Linked DNA regions of Homo sapiens: region 2 is linked to region 1. Evidence: read pairs that join two places in POLR2A ChIA-PET (ENCODE). Cell type or tissue: PC-9. All regions are shown on one strand. Links, peaks and the distances in the headings refer to the core of each region. The heading gives the core; the rest is flanking DNA.

Region 1 (7,759 bases), core at 2,412-7,411:
ACTCTGTCTCAAAAACAAACCAACCAACCAACCCCAAAACTTCAGATTTGGGAGCATTTCCGATTTTGGATTTTTGGGTTAGGGATGCTCAACCCATATTCGCTCTCCCATGTCCCTGCACACGCTGTGCCATGGGGCATCCTTTCCTGCCGTCCTGGCTCCCTGTCTGACTTCTCTTATTCTCTCCAGGTTGAGTTTGAATTGCCTCCTGTGTGACCTGGGCCCAGCATCTGTGCCGCACTGTGGTGGTCTTGCTGCAGGGTGCAGGCCTATCCTCACTAAGTCCCACTTAGCATCTCTAGTTAAGACTTGAATAAAACACGATTATAAAGTGTGCAGATCCACAGATTGACCCAGCTCTTGTTTGCTCCCTGTCTGGTTCCTCCAGCATCGTATCTATGAAGAAAGTGGCTGAAATGCTCTGGCTAGAGGATGGTCTCCACTGTGTAAAAGCTTCCCAGGCAGCTGCAGTCTTAAAACAATTGTCTGCAGAATGCTCAACGTGACCCTCTGCTTCCTGGAGTTTCTTCAGGTACAAATACCTCAGACCCCAGAAAGTGTGTTCCCAAACCGCTTCTCATGAACCATTGAATATTCAAAAGAGAGCTAAATTTCAAGCCTACTATATAAAAGCGTATCCCTGTAACACATGTGCCATAATACATAACTTCTACTTTTGTCAGTCCTTACCATCTACCTCTCTGAATTTTCATGAATTTCAATTTCACAAGGGTAATTGTTTTACATATACAGGCAGTAGCATACAATAAAATACTCAGTATGTGTGCTGAGCACAGTGGCTTCTTCCTTTTTTTTTTTTTTTTTTTTTTTTTTTTTGAGAGAGAGTTTCCCTCTTGTCACCCACTTTCCCTCTTGTCCACTGCACTAGAGTGCAGTGGCGACATCTCTGTTCACTGCAACCTCCGCCTCCCGGGTTCAAGCAATTCTCCTGCCTCAGCCTCCCAACCAAGTAGCTGGGATTATAGGCATGTGTCACCACGCCCGGCTAATTTTTGTATTTTTAGTAGATACGGGGTTTCTCCATGTTGGTCCAGCTGGTCTCGAACTCATGACCTCAGGTGATCCACTTGCCTCAGCCTTCCAAAGTGTTGGGATTACAGGTATGAGCCACCGCACCCGGCTGGCTTGCACTTGTTATACAAACGCGTTGAGAGGCCAAGGCAGGAGGATTGCTTGAGGCTAGGAGTTCAAGACCAGCCTGGACAATATGGTGAGACCATATCTCTACAAAAAATAAAAAATTGTCCAGGAGTGGTAGTGTGCACCTATAGTCTCAACTACTTGGGAGGCTGAAGCGGGAGGTTTGCTAGAGCCCAGGAGTTTGATGTTACAGTAAGCAATGATGGCAACACTACAACATTGCCACTTCAGCTTGGACAACAGAGTGAAACCCTGTCCCCCTGAAAACTCCCAAAAACCTCAGCATAAAAATAAGTAAATAAATAAATAAAATGTGCAGACAAACTAAAGCCAGCCGGAACGGCTAATAAGAGAGAAAATGAATCAAGATTTGAAAAAAACACAGGAGGCTGGGTGAGATGTGAGATGGCTCACACCTGTAATCCCAGCACTTTGGGAGGCTGAGGCAGGAGGATCGCTTGAGCTCAGTAGTTTAATATCAGCCTGGCCATGGTGGAGAAACCCCGATTCTACGAAAATTTAAAAAAAAAAGAAGAAGAAGAGGCTGAGTATGTGGTGCGTGCTTATGGTCTCAGCTACTCATGAGGCTGAGGTAGGGAGATCACTTGAGCCTAGACATTTGAGGCTGCAGTGAGCTGTGATTGCGTCACTGCACTTCAGCCTGGGTGACAAAGTGAGACCTTGCCTCAAAAAACAAAGCAAAACAAAACAAATCCACAAGAGACCCTGGCAAAGATCTCTGTGCGAGGCAGAGAACTTCAGTGGTTCAGCTGCACCCCCACAATGTTTATTAAAATTAATCTATGAACATAGACAAAGATTCAAAGGCAGCACAGAAAATGATTTTATTCGTAGGCATGGTAGAATTGTGGGTGCCTTTTTCCTTTTCCTTAAAATTCCTATGTTTCCCAATTTAACTACTGTGCAAATACTACTAATAAAGAAATCCTGTATGAAAGACAAGATTGGAGAAACCAGGTTGACAGCAGCTCAAGAGAAGGAGGCTCAGAAAGGCCTGGCCTCAGGCTCTGTCATTGTGGGTGGGGCCCGCAGAGCAGTTCAGGAGGATGAGTCCAGACTGGGCAACACAAGAAAAAAGGAAGACCACAGAATGGGACAAAATAATTGCAAAGCATACATCTGATATGGGATTAATATGCAGGCTATCATATAAAGAATTAAAGCTGAGGTTGGGCATAGTGGCTTGTGCCACCATGGATCACCTGAGGCCAGGAGTTCAAGACCAGGCTGAGCAACATAGTGAAACCCTGTTTCTACAAAAGATAAAAATAAAAATAAGGCCAGGCACGGTGGCTTCCACCTGTAATCTCAGCACTTTGGGAGGACAAGTGGGCAGATGAGTTTCAGACCAGCCTGGTCAACATGGGGAAACCTCGTTTCTACTAAAAATACAAACATTAGCCAGGCATGGTGGTGCACACCTCCTGGTCTTGGGAGGCTAGGCCCGAGAATCACTTGAACCCGGGAGGTGGAGGTTGCAGTGAGCACTCCAGCCTGGGTGACACAGTGAGACTTTGTCTCAAAAATAAATAAATGAATAAATAAAAATAAAAAGTAGAAATTAGGTGGGTGGGTATGGTGGCTCACGCCTGTAATCCCAGCACTTTGGGAGGCCGAGGCAGGTAGATCATGAGGTCAGGCGTTCGAGACCAGCCTGGCCAACACAGTGAAATCCCATCTCTACTAAAAATATAAAAAATTAGCCAGGCATGGTGGTGGGCGCCTGTAACCCCAGCTACTTGGGAGGCTGAGGCAGGAGAATCGCTTGAACCTGGGAGGCAGAGGTTGTGGTGAACCAAGATTGCACCATTGCACTCCAGCCTGGGCAACAAGAGTGAAACTCCGTCTCAGAAAGAAAGAAAGAAAGAAAGAAAGAAAGAAAGAAAGAAAGAAAGAAAGAGAGAGAGAGAGAGAGAGAGAGAGAAAGAAAGAAAGAAAGAAAGAAAGAAAGAAAGAAAGAAAGAAAGAAAGAAAGAAAGAAAGAAAAGAAAGAAAGAAATTAGCCAGGCATGGTGGCACACGCCTGTAGTTATAGCTACTTGAGAGGCTGAGATAGGAGGATTGCTTGAGCTCAGAAGTTGGAGGCTACAGTGAGCTATAATTGCGCCACTGCACTCCAGCCTAGGTGACAGAGCAAGATACTGTCACTAAAAAAAAAGAAAAAAAGCGGCGGGCGCGCTGGCTCACGCCTGTAATCCCAGCACTTTGGGAGGCTGAGGCGGGCAGATCACGAGGTCAGGAGATTGAGACCATCCTGGCTAACACGATGAAACCCCGTCTCTACTAAAAATACAAAAAATTAGCTGGGCATGGTGGCGGGCACCTGTAGTCCCAGCTACTCGGGAGGCTGAGGCAGGAGAATGGCATGAACCCAGGAGGTGGAGCTTGCGGTGAGCAGAGATGGTGCCACTGCACTCCAGTCTGGGTGACAGAGCAAGACTCTGTCTCAAAAAAAAAAAAAAAAAAAAAGAACAAAAACTCAACAATAAAAAACCCACATAACCCAATTCAAAAATGGCAAAGGACCTGACAAAGCATTTCTCTGGAGAAGACATACAAATGGCCTACAGCACATGAAAGGACCTAGTGCTCACTTTGCATAAGTCACCGACTGAATACTTAGGATATATATCTGTTATACTTCAATTAAAAAGTTTAAAATGTATTACGGGGACCCTGGGGGGTCATTTAGATGGTAATGATTTGGCTGACCAAACTTCTAGATCCTAGAAATCCATGCGTCTTGATTGCCAAACTTCAGGCCTGGCCTTGGAAGAAAGACGTTGGCAGGAACCCAAGGAGGTTCAGGGGTCAGGGGTCAGCAGTCAGGGTGAATGGGGATCCAGGCTGCAGCCCATACAGCCAGGGCTAGTGCTGGGCTCAGTCCCAGCAGGAAGTCACAAGGCCAGGAGGCAGATGGCCTCTGCAGCAGGGCAGAGTGGGGCTGAGGCCCGGGCCCGTGTGGTGTCTCAGTCTGGGGTGACCGTTGAAGCTGCCCGTGTCCTGCCCTGATCTCTCATGGCTTCTGGCCGGTGGTCCTGGGCCTGCAGCCAGCAAGGCAGAATGACAGGCAGGGACTGTGTCCCGGTGGGTTCTTGCCAAGAAGGGACCCAGTCCCCCACTGTGGCCCATGCCTTTCCATCTGTGACTTGTGACCCAATTCCATAGTCTTCCCACGGACCTGGGAAATTGCTTCATTCCCAATAATGGGAACTTTTTATGATGACTTTGCTGGTCTCAGAGGTATGCCAACTCAGCTCTCCAGAACTATAGGGAGAGACTGACACCCAGAGAGATGGCATGATTTGTCCCTGGGGGCAGAGTGAGAGAGAAGAGCCAGGGTTTCTAACAGCTGGGGCTCTCAGGCTCACTGCCCACCCCAGGGAGGGCAGTTTCAACTCTGCTCAGGACGGGTCAACACCTCTCCAAGTGCATTGTGGGCTGAGCCATATCTGAGAAACTGTTTAAAAGGAGGCATAAGAACATCATTTCTTTTAATTAAAAAAAAAATCTCAATTGCAAAACAAAATTGAGAGCCCAGGGGCTCATCACATTCCTGGTGCTGATGAAGTACAGAACTACAAGGCGGGGTTCTGTGCTTAAGGTCAGCTTTCTCTGCCATCTTCCCGACCCTTGCATCTACTTTCTCAGCTCTGGACAGTGTGGGATATTAGGAAAGGGCCGACTCCCATCCCATTTCCAGAAGCTGCAGTCTCTGCTCCTCACCAGCTGTGTGTTCTTCCATGTGGCTTGGCCAGATTCAGCAAATAGAGGCACCAGGAAGCACCAGGCACCCTGCTGCCCTCCCTTCAGCCTCGGGGGACATAGGCCCTGGCATGAGGAGGACCTGCATAGGCTTTCAGGAAGGAAAGCAGGAAATGGGCCCTGAGATAGGAATGTTTCTAAGGGCAGAATGGCCAGGCCGAGGTGAGGCAGGTCCTGGATCTGTCCAGGCCTCTTTCCTACCTGCCCTCCCACCCCCAACCCCCAGGCCCAGCCCCCGCCTTCAGATCAGCTGTCTACCTGAAGCTCCTTTCCTCCTGGCTGGTCACTGACTTCTGGCCACCACCAAGCTCACCACGTGGCTCTCTTTACAAACCTGCTTCACACACAGGCTGCTTCACACGCATGGTCCATTAGAGAGCCTGCTCCTGATGGCACACTTTGGGACACAGACACAAGCTGTCATTTGTTCAGACAGTATGGGAGTGCTCAGATTTAGAACCACTCAAAAATCATCCACAGTTATTGAGCACCTACTCTTTGTTGGATTCTGGGTCAGTAAAACCTGTATAGGACGGAGGTAGACAGGCTGTGAGAGTAGGGTGACTGATGGAATCCCGTAGTCGCTGTGTCCAGCCATCTAACTGAGCTGTAGGTAGCGTGGTAACTCAGTTTGTATTCAAAATATTGCTTCTCTGGCCAAGTGCACTCTGAGGTCCAAACAGTGACTGTATAGATGAGCTTTGCTTTTCTTTTCTTTTTTGTTTTCTTTTGAGACGGAGTTTCTCTCTTGTCACCCAGGCTGGAGTGCAGTGGTGCGATCTTGGCTCACTGCAACCTCTGCCTCCTGAGTTCAAGCGATTCTCCTGCCTCAGTCTCCCGAGTAGCTGGGATTACAGAGTGTGCCACCGCACCCAGCTAATTTTTATTTTTACTTTTAGTAGAGACGGGGTTTCGCCATGTTGGCCAGGCTGCTCTCGAACTCCTGACCTCAGGTGATCCATCCTCCTCAGCCTCCCAAAGTGCTGGGATTACAGGCATGAGCCACTGCACCTGGCCTTTAGATGAGCATTTCAACTATGCCAGGCCCTCTGGCATGGCTCCCAAGCCCTGAGGGAGATGGTTTGGCCTGGAGCCCTGAGGGAGATGGTTTGGCCTCTTCTCCTGGCCCTCCAGCCTCCACACACTCCTGCCCTAGCTCTGCCTTCTCACCTGGAGTTGCCTCTTCCCACCCCTGGTTGTGCACCTGCCCCAGGCCTTCACCCATGGTCTCCTCAAACCCTTTCCCTCCCTCCCTCTTTGGGTGCCTTCAGAGCCCAGTTTCAATGACACCTACTCCAGGACCCCTGATCTGCCTGAAAACTTGGTGGCTAAAAGCAACATCACATTGATTTTGCTCACAAATCTGCAGTTTGGCAAGGCTCAGAGGGGATGGCTCAAGACTGAGGCTGGAGCCATCTGACATCTCACTCACTTGCCGGCTGGCTTTTGATGGCCTGCTGCAAAGGGGCAGAGTCGCCTCCATTTCCACATATTCCTTAGCCACACACTAGGCTGCCCCAGACTGGAGGCCACAAAAGGGCCTCTTTCTTTCCATGCCTTCGGTTTCTTCCAGTGAGCATGCATGATTTCTATATTTTAAAAGGACAGAAAATAAAACATAATTCTAATTTCCTTTTACTTTCATGTCAGGTTTACATCTCTAATTGTAATGTCTTCAAACCATGGTATCTGAACATCCCATATTTTGCCCACTCATCTTCCCAGGTACCATTTCTAATTATTTGATAAAAATAGTAGAGTGGGCTGGGCATGGTGGCTCACACCTGTAATCCCAGCACTTTGGGAGGCTGAGGTGGGTGGATCACCTGAGGTCAGGAGTTCGAGACCAGCCTGACCAATATGGTGAAACCCTGTCTCTACTAAAAATATAAAAACTAGCTGGGCCTGGTGGCATGTGCCCGAAGTCCCAGCTACTGGGGAGGCTGAGACAGGAGAATTGCTTGAACCCGGGAAGTGGAGGTTATAGTGAGCCAAGATTTTGCCACTGTGCTTCCAGCCTGGGTGACAGTGAGACTCTGTTTCAAAAGTAAAATAAAATAAAATAAAATAAAATAAAACAAAATAAAATAAAAATAGTAGAGTGAATTAATACTCCACATTTTGAAAGCTTATCGGTTTAAGGCTGAGTGAAAACATTTCTGCTTAGAAATGCTGCTTCTGGTGATCTCTGTGCTATTGAAGTGGGTTCTGGCCCACATTTCAGCCCAGACACGCGAGCGCCCATTTGGGGCTGTCCCAGGAAGTGTGCTCGTATGTGTGCGTAAGCATGCATAAGTGTGCGTAGCTTGTGTTGCCATAGTGATTTGGTTTGGGAGAACTAACAGAGAGCTCAGGCTTTTATGGACAGTTATGTGGTTTAGACAAGTAGTCTTTCTTTTTCCTGGAATCATAGAAAAGCAGCCTTGTGTGATGGTGAAGTCTGCATCTTCTCCAGTCCCCCAATTCTGCCCCCACAGGCTCAGCGCTGCCTGTGGCTGTCACAACCACATACTGTTCCAAATGGGAATCTGTACCAGTAAATGGATTTGGGTAAATCTATAAGACTGGCTTGACTTTTTAGATATCAAACAATATAAACACCTCAATGATTAATATAATAGATCTTTTGAAAAATTATAAAAATTATTTGCTGGCCAGGCGCGGTGGCTCACACCTGTAATCCTAGCACTTTGGGAGGCTGAGGTGGGTGGTTCACAAGGTCAGGAGATAGAGACCATCCTGGCTAACACGGTGAAACCATGTCTCTACTAAAAACACAAAAAATTAGCCAGGTGTGGTTGCAGGCACCTGA
Region 2 (11,116 bases), core at 6,117-11,116, 220 kb before region 1:
GTTTAGTGGTATTAAATACATTCATAATATTGTGCAACCATCACCACCACCCATCTCCAAAACTGTTTCGTCTCCAACAGAAATTCCATACCCATTCAACATGAACTCCGAGTCCTTGCTTCCCTGACCCCCAGCCCCTGGCAACTATCCACTCTACTTTCTGTCTCTATGATTTTGAGTACTCTAAGGACTTCATATAAATGGAATCATAGTATTTGTCTTTTTGTGCCTGGGCTATTTCACTTAGCAGAATGTCCTCAAGGTCCATCCACGTTATAGCATGTGTTAGAGTTTCCTACCTTTTTAAGGCTGAATAATATTCCACTCTATAAGTAAAATATATCACATTTTGCTTATTCATTCATCAGTGGATACTTGGGTTACTTCCACATTTTCCTGTTATGAATAATGCTGCTATGATGCTATGAACATGTCTGTCCATATATCTCTTTGACACCCTGCTTTCTTTTTTTTTTTCCTTTGAGACGGGGTCTTGCTCTGTTGCCCAGGCTGAAGTGCAGTGGTGTGATCATAGCTCACTGCAGCCTCCAACTCCTGGGCTCATGCAGTCCCCCCACCTCAGCTTCCAAAATAGCTGGAATTACAGGTGTGCACCACCATGCCCAGCTATTTTTTTTTTCAATTTTCTTGTAGAGTTAGGGTCTCTCTATGTTGCCCAGGCTGCTCTTGAACTCCTGGGCTCAAGCAGTCCCTCCTCTGAGGCCTCTCAAAGTGCTGGGATTACAGGCATGAGCCACTGTGCCTGACTGAAATCCTGCTTTCCGTTCTTTGGAGTATATATCCAGAAGTGGAGTGGAATTGCTACATCATATGATAGTTCTATTTTTAACTTTTTGAGTAACTGCTTATTAGTTCTAATTTTCTTTCTTTCTTTTTTTTTTTGAGGATTCTTTCTGGATGGACAGTCATGTGACTTCAAATAGAGAAAGTTATTTTCCTTCCTTTCCAATCCACATGTATCTATGCTTTGTATTTTCTTTTTTCTTATTGCACTGGCTAGGACCTCAGCACAGTGTCAAAGTGGATAAAAACGGACATCCTTTTCTTGTTTCCAATTTTTGGAAGAAAGTGTTTAGTATTTGATCATTAAGTATGATGTCAGCTGTAGCTTTTTTGTAGATGTCCCTTACCATGGCTAGGGGAGTTCCCTTCTGTCTCTAATCTGTGGACAGTATATATAATGAATGGATGCTTATTTTTGTCAGTGCTCTTCTGCATCCATTGAGATGACCATATAGTTTGCTAATGATGAAGTACATTAATTTTCAAATGTGGAATTTTTGTCTTATGTTCATGAGGGGTATTGATCTTTTGTTGTAATGCCTTTATCTGGTTTTGCTATCAGGGTAATGCTGGCCTCGTGAAATGTTAAGAGGAGGTTCCTCTTCTATATTCTGAATGAGTTTCTGTATAATTAATATTATTCCCTTCCTAAATGATTGGTAGAATCCACCACTGAAAGACTTCTGGGCTTACAGTTTTCTTTGTGGGAAGGTTTTTATTTTCTTTTTTTCTTTTTTTTTTTTTTTTTGAGACGGAGTCTTGCTCTGTCGCCCAGGCCGGAGTGCAATGGCATGATCTCGGCTCACTGTAGCCTCCACCTCCTGGGTTCAAGGATTCTCCTGCTTCAGCCTCCTGAGTAGCTGTGACTACAGGCGCCTGCCACCACACCCAGCTAATTTTTGTATTTTCAGTAAAGACAGATTTCACTATGTTGGTCAGGCTAGTCTCAAACTCCTGACCTCAGGTGATCCACCCGCCTCAGCCTCCCAAAGTGCTGGGATTACAGGCATGAGCCACCACACCCGGCCATATTTTTCTTTGTCTAGTTTTCAGAAGTTTGATGTATCTTGGCATGAATTTCTTTGGGATTTCTGTTTGGGATATGCTCATGTTTTTAAAAAAATTTTTTTTAATTTTTTTTTTTTTTTTTTTTTTCTGAGATGGAGTCTGGCTCTGTCACCCAGGCTAGAGTGCAGTGGAGTGATCTTGGCTCACTGCAACCTCCACCTCCGAGGTTCAAGCGATTCTCCTGCTTCAGTCTCCTGAGTAGCCGGGACTACAGGCGCTTGCCACCACCCCTGGCTGATTTTTGTATTTTTAGTACAGACAGAGTTTCACCATGTTGGCCAGATTGGTCTTGAACTCCTGAGCTCAAGTGATCCGCCTGCCTTGGCCTCCCAAAGTGCTGGGATTACAGGCATGAGCCACCATGGCCAGCCAAAAAAAAAGAAATTTTTTTTGTTTTTTAAATTTTTAGACAGGTTCTTAACTCTGTTGCCCAGGCTGGGGTGCAGGGGCACAATCTAGACTCACTGCAGCCTCCACCTCCGAGGCTCAAGCAATCCTCCCACTTCAGCCTCCTCAGTAGCTGGGACTATGGCCATGCACCACCACACCTGGCTAATTTTTATGGTTTTTTTTGTAGAGACAGGGTTTCACTGTGTTGACCATGTTGACTGGTCTTGAACTCCTGAGTTCAAGTGATCCACCCTCCTCAGCCTCCCAAAGTGCTTGGGATTACAGGCGTGAGTCACCACACCCGCCTGCTCAACTTTTTTAAATTGTATTTTTTAATAGCTTTATTAAATGTAGTTCACTTATCATGTAATTTACCCCTTTCACAAGTCTGCAATTAAGTGGTTTTTAGTATATTTATAAATACGTGCAACTATCACAGTTGATTTCAGAGTGTTCATCACCTCAAGGAAAAACCTTGCATCCCTTAGTTATCTTACTCCTACCCCTCCATCCTCCCAAGCCCTAAGCAACCACTAATCTACTTTCTGTCTCTATAGATGTATTTATTCTGTAAAGTTCATATTAATTGAATCATACAATATGTGCCCTATATCAGTTGGCGAACGTTTAGATTGTTTCTACTTTTGGGCTATTATAAATAATGCTGCTGTGGGCTGGGCATGGTGGCTCACACCTGTAATCCCAGCACTTTGGGAGGCCGAGGCAGGTGGATCATCTGAGGTCAGGAGTTCAAGACCAGCCTGGCCAACATGATGAAACCCCGTCTCTACTAAAAATACAAAAATTAGCCAGGCGTGGTGGCTCGTGCCTGTAATCCCAGCTACTCTCGAAGCTGCAGCAGGAGAATCGCTTGAACCTGGGAGGCGGAGATTGCGGTGAGCCGAGATCACGCCATTGCACCACAGCCTGGGTGACAGAGCAAGACTCTGTCTCAAAAAATAAAGAAATAAAATAATGCTGCTGTGAACATTTATGTACAAGTGTTTATATATACTTTTTTTTTTTTTTTTTGAGACGGAGTCTCGCTCTGTCGCCCAAGCTGGAGTGCAGTGGTGTGATCTCGGCTCATTGCAAGCTCTGCCTCCCAGGTTCACGCCATTCTCCTGCCTCAGCCTCCCAAGTAGCTGGGACTACAGGCACCCACCACCATGCCCAGCTAATTTTTTGTATTTTTAGTAGAGATGGGGTTTCACCCTGTTAACCAGGATGGTCTCGATCTCCTGACCTCATGATCCGCCAGCCTCGGCCTCCTAGAGTGCTGGGATTACAAGCGTGAGCCACAGCGCCAGGCCTTATATATACATTTTTTGTTGTTGTTTGTTTTTTGTGCCACCTACTCTCCTCTCTGTGGCCCAGGCTGGAGTGCAAGTGGCATAATCTCAGCTCACTGCAACCTCCACTTCCCGGGTTCAAACGATTCTAGTGCCTGAACCTCCCGAGTAGCTGGGACTGTAGGTGTGCACCACCATGCCCGGCTAATTTTTGTATTTTTAGTAGAGATGGGGTTTCGCCTTGTTGGCCAGGCTGGTCTCGAACTCCTGGCCTCAGGTGATCTACCTGCCTCAGCCTCCCAAGGTGCTCTTATTACAGGCATGAGCCACTGTGCCCAGCCTGTGTCTACATATGTTTGAATTCCTTTTCGGGTATATACGTAGGAGTAGAATTGCTAGATCATGTGGTATCTCTGTGTTCAACTTTTTGTGGAAATCTCAGACTGTTTCAAAGTGGCTGTGCCATTTTTACATTCCCACTGGAAATATATCAGGGTTCCTTTTTTTTTTTTTTTTTTTTTTTTTGAGACAGGGTCTTACCCCGTCACCCACGCTGGAGTGCAGTGGTACAGTCTTAGCTCACTGCAACTTCTGCCTCCCAGGTTCTAGCGATTCTTCTGCCTCAGTTTCCCAAGTAGCTGGGATTACAGGCACGCACCACCACTCCCAGCTAATTTTTTTTTCTTTTTTTTTTTTTTTTTTTTTTTTTTGGTAGCAACAGGGTTTTGCCATGTTGCCCAGGCTGGTCTTGAACTCTTGACCTCAAGTTATCCACCTGCCTCAGCCTCCCAGAATGTTGGGATTACACACATGAGCCACCGCACCCCCAGCTAGGATTCCAGTTTTTTCATGTCCTCACCAACTCTTGTTATTGTCTGTTTTATTCTAGCCATCCTAGAAGGTGTGAGGTGATATCTCATTTTGGTTTTAATTTGCATTTCCCTAATGACTAATGATGTGTGTGTCTTTTCATTTGCTTATTGGCTATTTGTATATCTTTGGGGAAATTTCTATTCAGATCCTCTGCCTATTTTTTGACTGGATTGTCTTTTTATTGTTGAGTTGTAAGAGTTCTTTATATATTCTGGATATGAGCCATGTATCCGATGATTTGCAAATATGGGACAATTTTGGTGTCCTTGGAAGCACAAAAGTTTTATTTTTTATCAAGCATAATTTATCTGTTTTTTCTTTTGTTGCTTGTGATTTTTGGTGTCATATCCAAGAAGGCTTTGCCTAATCCGAGGTCACAAAGTTTTACCTCCTATGCTTTCTTCTGAGTCTTATAGTTTTAGCCCTTACATCTATGATCTGTTTTGAGTTAATTTTTGTGCATGGTGCAAAGGAGTCCCGCTTCATTCTTTTGCACTTGGATACTATTTTCAAATATAAATGATTGAGTAGCAAAGCATCTAATGGACAGAGTTAGCTCCAGTGGGTGGCTACAATTACCCAAGAAGCAGATATTAGTTGAATGAAAGGAAGAACTCCTAACAGTGAGACCTGTTCCAACAGGGGAACCAGCTCCTCCAGAAGTTTTGGATTCCTCCTCATTGGAAGTATTGGCACAGCTAGTGAACGAGTTGTCAGGGTTGAAGTAAATGGGAGGGGTGAGAAGGGCTAGAGGTGAGAGGAGAAACCATTTGGCCCTAAAGGTTCCTTTGTCTCCCAGACCAGCTTTTCCTCTTAGCGAGATTTTCCTACTAAAACACTAACTCCCAAAAGTATACTAAGAGAGTACATTGGTGGTATAGTGGTAAGTATAGCTGCCTCAAATAATATACTAAGAGGTATTATTAATACACCCATAGTGGAAAAAAGTACAGCGTATATTTGGAGTATACCTCTGTCATATGTGTGTATGCACAGCCACTAGTATAGATAACCCTGCCGGTAGAGTGCATCTCCATCACACGTGTGTGCACATCCACCCAAGTAGATAATCCTGCTGGTAGAGTGCACCTCCGTCATGTGTGCTGCCATCCATATGTGCATGAAGGCACAGAAGCTCATAACAGTGGTGAACATTGGAGAGGGCAGCTGAGACCTCAACCTTGCAAAATGGGTTTCTTTCTGTGAGGTTCTAGCAGTAAGGCATGTTATGATCACTGACTTCCTGCTGCAGGCCCTTCTTTACATGCTGAAGCCCAAGATGGGCAATGCTGGCTTCAATACCAGCTGAGATTGTTCAGGGCTCTCTTATGTGTCAGGCTCTGATACACCATTTTTTTTTTAATCTCATCAGTGTCTGACTATTTCTGATCATTTCTTTAGTCAGTGTGAGAAGGGAGATTATGTAAAAGCCATTAAACATAAATATAGAGTTAGATTTTGCTAATATTTTCTTTATCTCTTTACTGCTTTGACTCATTGCTCATGAGGTAGTGTGGCATCAGGAAGATCTGTAGAAGGAGAGGAAGTAACTTCTTAGCTGAGTCTCTTATTTCTTTTAGAACATACTTAGAAATTCCCTTCCAGAAATTTCACCTAAGGAAGCCATCTGATGGTAAATATTTTTTCATAAGACTCTTTGTCTGCCAGATGCAATGGCTCAAACCTGTTCCCAATACTTTGGGAGGCCAAGGCAAGAGGATTGCTTGAGCTCAGGAGTTCAAGACCAGCCTGGGCAACAAAGTGAGACCCTGTCTCTACACAAAACAAAACAAAACAAAAATTAGCCAGGCGTGGTGGTACACATCTGTAGTCCCAGCTACTGAGGAGGCTGAGGCAGGAGGATTGCTTGAGCCCGGGAGGTCAAGGCTGCAGTGAGCCGTGATCACACCACTACGTTCCAGCCTGGGCAACAGAGTGAGACCTTCTCTCAAAAAAAAAAAAAAAAAAGGTTTTTGTCAAAACCATATTTGCGCTACCACAAAGTTAGGAAACAAACCTATGTCCAACAGCAGAAGCGTCTTTGCATAAAATTTGGCAAAGCCATAGGAAGGGATATTAAACAACCACTAAAAAAGATTAATATCCTAGGGAATGGCCGGGCACAGTGGCTCACGCCTGTAATCCCAGCACTTTGGGAGGCCGAGGCGGGGGATCACAAGGTCAGGAGATTGAGACCATCCTGGCTAACACCATGAAACCCCATCTCTACTAAAAAAAAAAAATACAAAAAATTAGCCAGGCATGGTGGCAGGCACCTGTAGTCCCAGCTACGCAGGAGGCTGAGGCAGGAGAATGGTGTGAACCCGGGAGGTGGAGCTTGCAGTAAGCAGAGGTGCACCACTGCACTCCAGCCTGGGAGTCACAATGAGACTCTGTCTTAAAAAAAAAAAAAAAAAAAAAAAAGTTTGATATCCTGGGGAAATGGTCACAGTATGGTAAATGGAAATTGCAGGATATTAATATGCTGCTAGTAGGAGTGTAAGTAGAACAGCTACTCAGGAGAGCATTTAGAAAAATTTTAAATGCTCATGCCTGTGGCTCAGTTTTCCCTTTCTAGGATTAGATTGCAAAAAAACTCAGCGTTTGAGGGAGAAAATTTGTATAAGGATGTGTACAGCAACATTGTGTTTACCACAAATTGGAAACAAAAGAAATGTCCACCAACAGGAGAATGGATAAATACTCTGTGGGGTATACTGTGTCTGGTTAAGTTTCACTGGAAAGTAGAGACTAAAGGAAGTATAGCTACATGTTTCAACCTGGGTGTATCATAAAAGCAAATGTTAAAAGGCAAACTGCAAAGTTACCAACAAGCCTCAGAAGATACTATATACTGTTTACGGACATATGAAGTACAAATAGCAACTTGTGGCAGTGTCCTCCTCTGATTTAAGGGTAAGGAGGCCTGCGGGCTTGAGCCTCTGTGACAGAAACATTTTGGTCCACTAACAAATATGGCGAAACCGTTGGGATTTGTTCATGTTAGGTGAAGGCGTTAAGGATGAGCAGTGTGGTATTATCATGCTTTGTGTTTGAAATATATCATAAGATAAAAATTTAAATGCAAACCATAAAATTATGAATATATCATTAAATTTTGGTACATCTAACTGGTAGGGAATGTTATGAAGCCTTTAAATTTTCTTTTCTGGCTGGGTACTGTGGCTCACACCTGTAATCCCAGCATTTTGGGAGGCCGAGGCAGAAGGATCACTTGAGCCCCAAAGTTCAAGACCAGCCCGGGCAACATGGCAAGACCCCATCTCTACAAAAAAAATTTAAAAATTAGCTGGGCCTGGTGGTGCACACCTATAACACCAGCTACACAGAAGGCTGGCATGAGAGGTGAGCTACGATTGCACCACTGCACTCCAGTCTGGTTGACAGACCATGACTCTCTCTTTAAAAAAAAAAAAAAAATTCTTGCTGGGCGTGGTGGCTCACTCCTGTAATCCCAGCACTTTGGGAGGCTGAGGCAGGTGGATCACAAGGTCAGGAGTTCAAAATCAGCCTGGCTAACATAGTGAAACCCCGTCTCTACTAAAAATAACAAAAATTAGCCAGGCATGGTGGTGCGTGCCTGTATTCCCAGCTACTGGGGAGGCTAAGGCAGGATAATCGCTTGAACCCGGGAGGTGGAAGTTGCAGTGAGCTGAGATCACGCCATTGCACTCTGCTTGGGCAACAGAGTGAGACTTCGTCTCAAAAAAAAAAAAAAATTCTTAGGCTGGGCACAGTGCCTCACTCCTATAATAACACTTCGGGAAGCCGAGACAGGAGGATTACTTAGGCCCAGGAGTTTGAGGCCAGCCTGGGCAACATGGTGAGACCCTATCTCTACAAAAAATAAAAAGAATTAATCAAAATAATAGAAATAATAAGATCCCAAATTTAAGTATTTATTTACATATATATGCATACAAAGAAAATAATCTGGAAAGGAAAACATCAGAATATTTACCCCATAGCCTGTGGAATTATAGGTAACTTAATTTAACTTTTCATACTATGTCTTTTAAATTCTCTATGTTAAATATATATGGATTTTGTTATCAGAATAGGAAAAAACAAAGGAAAAGAAAAAGTGTAAACAGCCATTTTGGGGTACGTACTCAGAGTAGCCAGATGGCAAGTGCATGCCATGCCCGGCCTCAGCCCCGCCCTCTGGTCCCTGTGCCGGCTGTGCCAGGTGCCCTCTTGCTAGGCTACATGTTCCTTGCAGATCGGCTTCACCACCGACCCTCGGATGGCCCGCTCCTCCCCCTACCCCACTGACGTGGCCCGAGTGGTGAATGCCCCCATTTTCCACGTGAACTCAGATGACCCCGAGGCTGTCATGTACGTGTGCAAAGTGGCGGCCGAGTGGAGGAGCACCTTCCACAAGGACGTGGTTGTCGATTTGGTGAGTGACTCTGGGGACAGCACGTCCTGGGCAGAGCATCTGACCCACCCCTCTTGCCCTCGGCACCCCTGTGTCCCAAGGAGAGGAGCTTGTCTAGATGAGTCACCTCAGGGCTCTCTACTGCCAGGCCTCATGCTGGTTCCTTTGAGCTCCAAATAGTTCAGGCCTGTAAGCACCAAGGAATGCTTCCCAGGCAGGAGCTGTGGTGGTGAGGAGGGCCACTCCTCATTGACAGAGCAGCTCTACTGTGTGAAGGAGAGATACACAGAATCCTAATTCTAGAGAAGGTAAACTCCAGGGCAGGCATGAGGAATGAAGAACGTGGCCATCACCTAGGAGAGATGGGGCAGGTGCCTGAACAGCACTTCTTCCCAAGGGGCCAGCCCTTGTCTCTGACATCCTCTCACTGCTCTGAGCAGGTGTGTTACCGGCGCAACGGCCACAACGAGATGGATGAGCCCATGTTCACGCAGCCGCTCATGTACAAGCAGATCCGCAAGCAGAAGCCTGTGTTACAGAAGTACGCTGAGCTGCTGGTGTCGCAGGGTGTGGTCAACCAGCCTGAGTATGAGGTACGTCCCTGCGGCTCTATCCCAGTGCGCCTTTCCAGGGCTGGCGATGACTAGAAAAGGTGGGCCACAGGGCCAGTTCTCACTTTTGCCAGTTATGAGGATACACGTGAGAGGATGTGAAATATTTACAACTACAGCATTTCAATGCATAACTTTTTGGAGAATCTGGGCCACTGAGATGCTTTATAAAGGAAGTGGGCCTTAAACAGTGTTTTGGGGAAGGGAAGGGGATGTTTTCAGGTTGAGGTAGTAGCAGCCCAGTAGGTTTTCTCAGATTTCACAAATTGTGCATGGTTGAGAGGTGGGTGGTGGATCCAGCTTGGTAAGGGGCCTGTTGTAATCTGGATAGTAAGTGCTGGTTGGTTGTGAGTGGGAAGGCCAAGCAGCTGCCCTAGAGAGGGAGAGGGTGGGTGTGAGGAGCTATATCTGAGCATGGGAACAGGACAGATCCCAGATCAGAACAACCTGATAGCCTGTAGCCTATGCTGGAGACAGAGCTTTGTGAACCAGTTTTTTTTTTGTTTTGTTTTGTTTTTTGAGACGGAGTCTAGCTCTGTCACCCAGGCTGGAGTGCCGTGGCATGATCTTAGCTCACTGCAACCTCCACCTCCTTACTTCAAGCAGTTTTCATGTCTCAGCGTCCCAAGTACCTGGGATTACAGGTGCGAGCCACCACGCCTAGCTAATTTTTGTATTTTTAGTAGAAACAGGGTTTCCCCGTGTTGGCCAGGCTGGTCTTGAACTCCTGACCTCAAGTGATCTGCCTGTCTTGGCCTCCCAAAGTGCTGGGATTATAGGCATGAGCCACTGCGCCTGGCCTGGACCAGTTCTTAAGAAAAAATGTGGTGGGCTGGGCGTGGTGGCTCATGCCTGTAATTGCAGCACTTTGGGAGACTGAGGCAGGTGGATCATGAGGTCAAGAGATCGAGACCATCCTGGCCAACATGGTGAAACCCCGTCTACTAAAAATACAAAAATTTGCTGGGCGTGGTGGCACGCACTTGTAGTCCCAGCTACTCAGGTGGCTGAGGCAGGAGAATCGCTTGAACCCGGGAGGCGGAAGTTGCAGTGAGGCAAGATCGCGCCATTGCACTCCAGCCTGGTGACAGAGCATGACTCCGTCTCAAAAAAAAAAAAAAAAAGTGGTGAAGGGTTAGGGGTTCAAACTCCGAGCAGAATCTCTACCCAGCAAATGTGAGGAAGAAACTTTTGGGAGTGAAAAGAATAAAATCTTAGAAAGGTGTTATGCCTATTGAGAAGGAGCAGGCCCAGAGGCTGAGATGTTTTGCATCCACGAAGTGTGGGACTATGGGTGGGCATGCACGGGAGTTGTGCCAGGGGTATGGTTGGGCTTGCGTGGTGGCTGTCAGAAAGTGTGGGGGTACAGGTGGGCGTGTGCAGTAGTCATGCCCTGTGCCAGTCACGCTGTGTTGTGCCCAACCCTCCAGGAGGAAATTTCCAAGTATGATAAGATCTGTGAGGAAGCTTTTGCCAGATCTAAAGATGAGAAGATCTTGCACATTAAGCACTGGCTGGACTCTCCCTGGCCTGGTGAGTGAAGAAACAGTGCCACAAATAAGCTCCTTTGAGGATCTGATGTAACGAGGCATCCTCTTCCCAGAAAAAATTCATGCTTTCCACTTTGTACCCACAATGCACAGTTGTATGCACCATTTCAGCAAAGCCCCCTGCAG

Evidence for each region. Peaks named below come from ENCODE experiments on the same cell type or tissue, not always from the same donor. Only the 100,000 strongest peaks of a DNase experiment are listed, where the experiment ranks them.
Region 2: POLR2A ChIA-PET joins it to region 1 with 6 read pairs; 2 of 35 experiments call an interaction of 5 or more read pairs at or near these places.

The regions. Positions count from the first base shown.
Region 1 is chr7:44,907,990-44,915,748 of GRCh38, forward strand. It overlaps LOC105375262 (a long non-coding RNA gene), which reads left to right. Exons shown (of 2, transcript XR_927228.2): 2 at 389-791. Among named protein-coding and RNA genes, the nearest start is that of PURB, 26 kb to the left of the region's middle. RefSeq lists enhancers at 3,613-4,114, 4,115-4,614. In PC-9, for the core only: no CTCF peak of the experiment used is centred there; a DNase peak (open chromatin) is centred at 5,012; H3K27ac peaks cover 1,264 bases.
Region 2 is chr7:44,685,155-44,696,270 of GRCh38, forward strand. It overlaps OGDH (oxoglutarate dehydrogenase), which reads left to right. Exons shown (of 23, transcript NM_002541.4): 11 at 8,671-8,850; 12 at 9,270-9,422; 13 at 10,871-10,973. Among named protein-coding and RNA genes, the nearest start is that of ZMIZ2, 58 kb to the right of the region's middle. In PC-9, for the core only: no CTCF peak of the experiment used is centred there; a DNase peak (open chromatin) is centred at 8,987.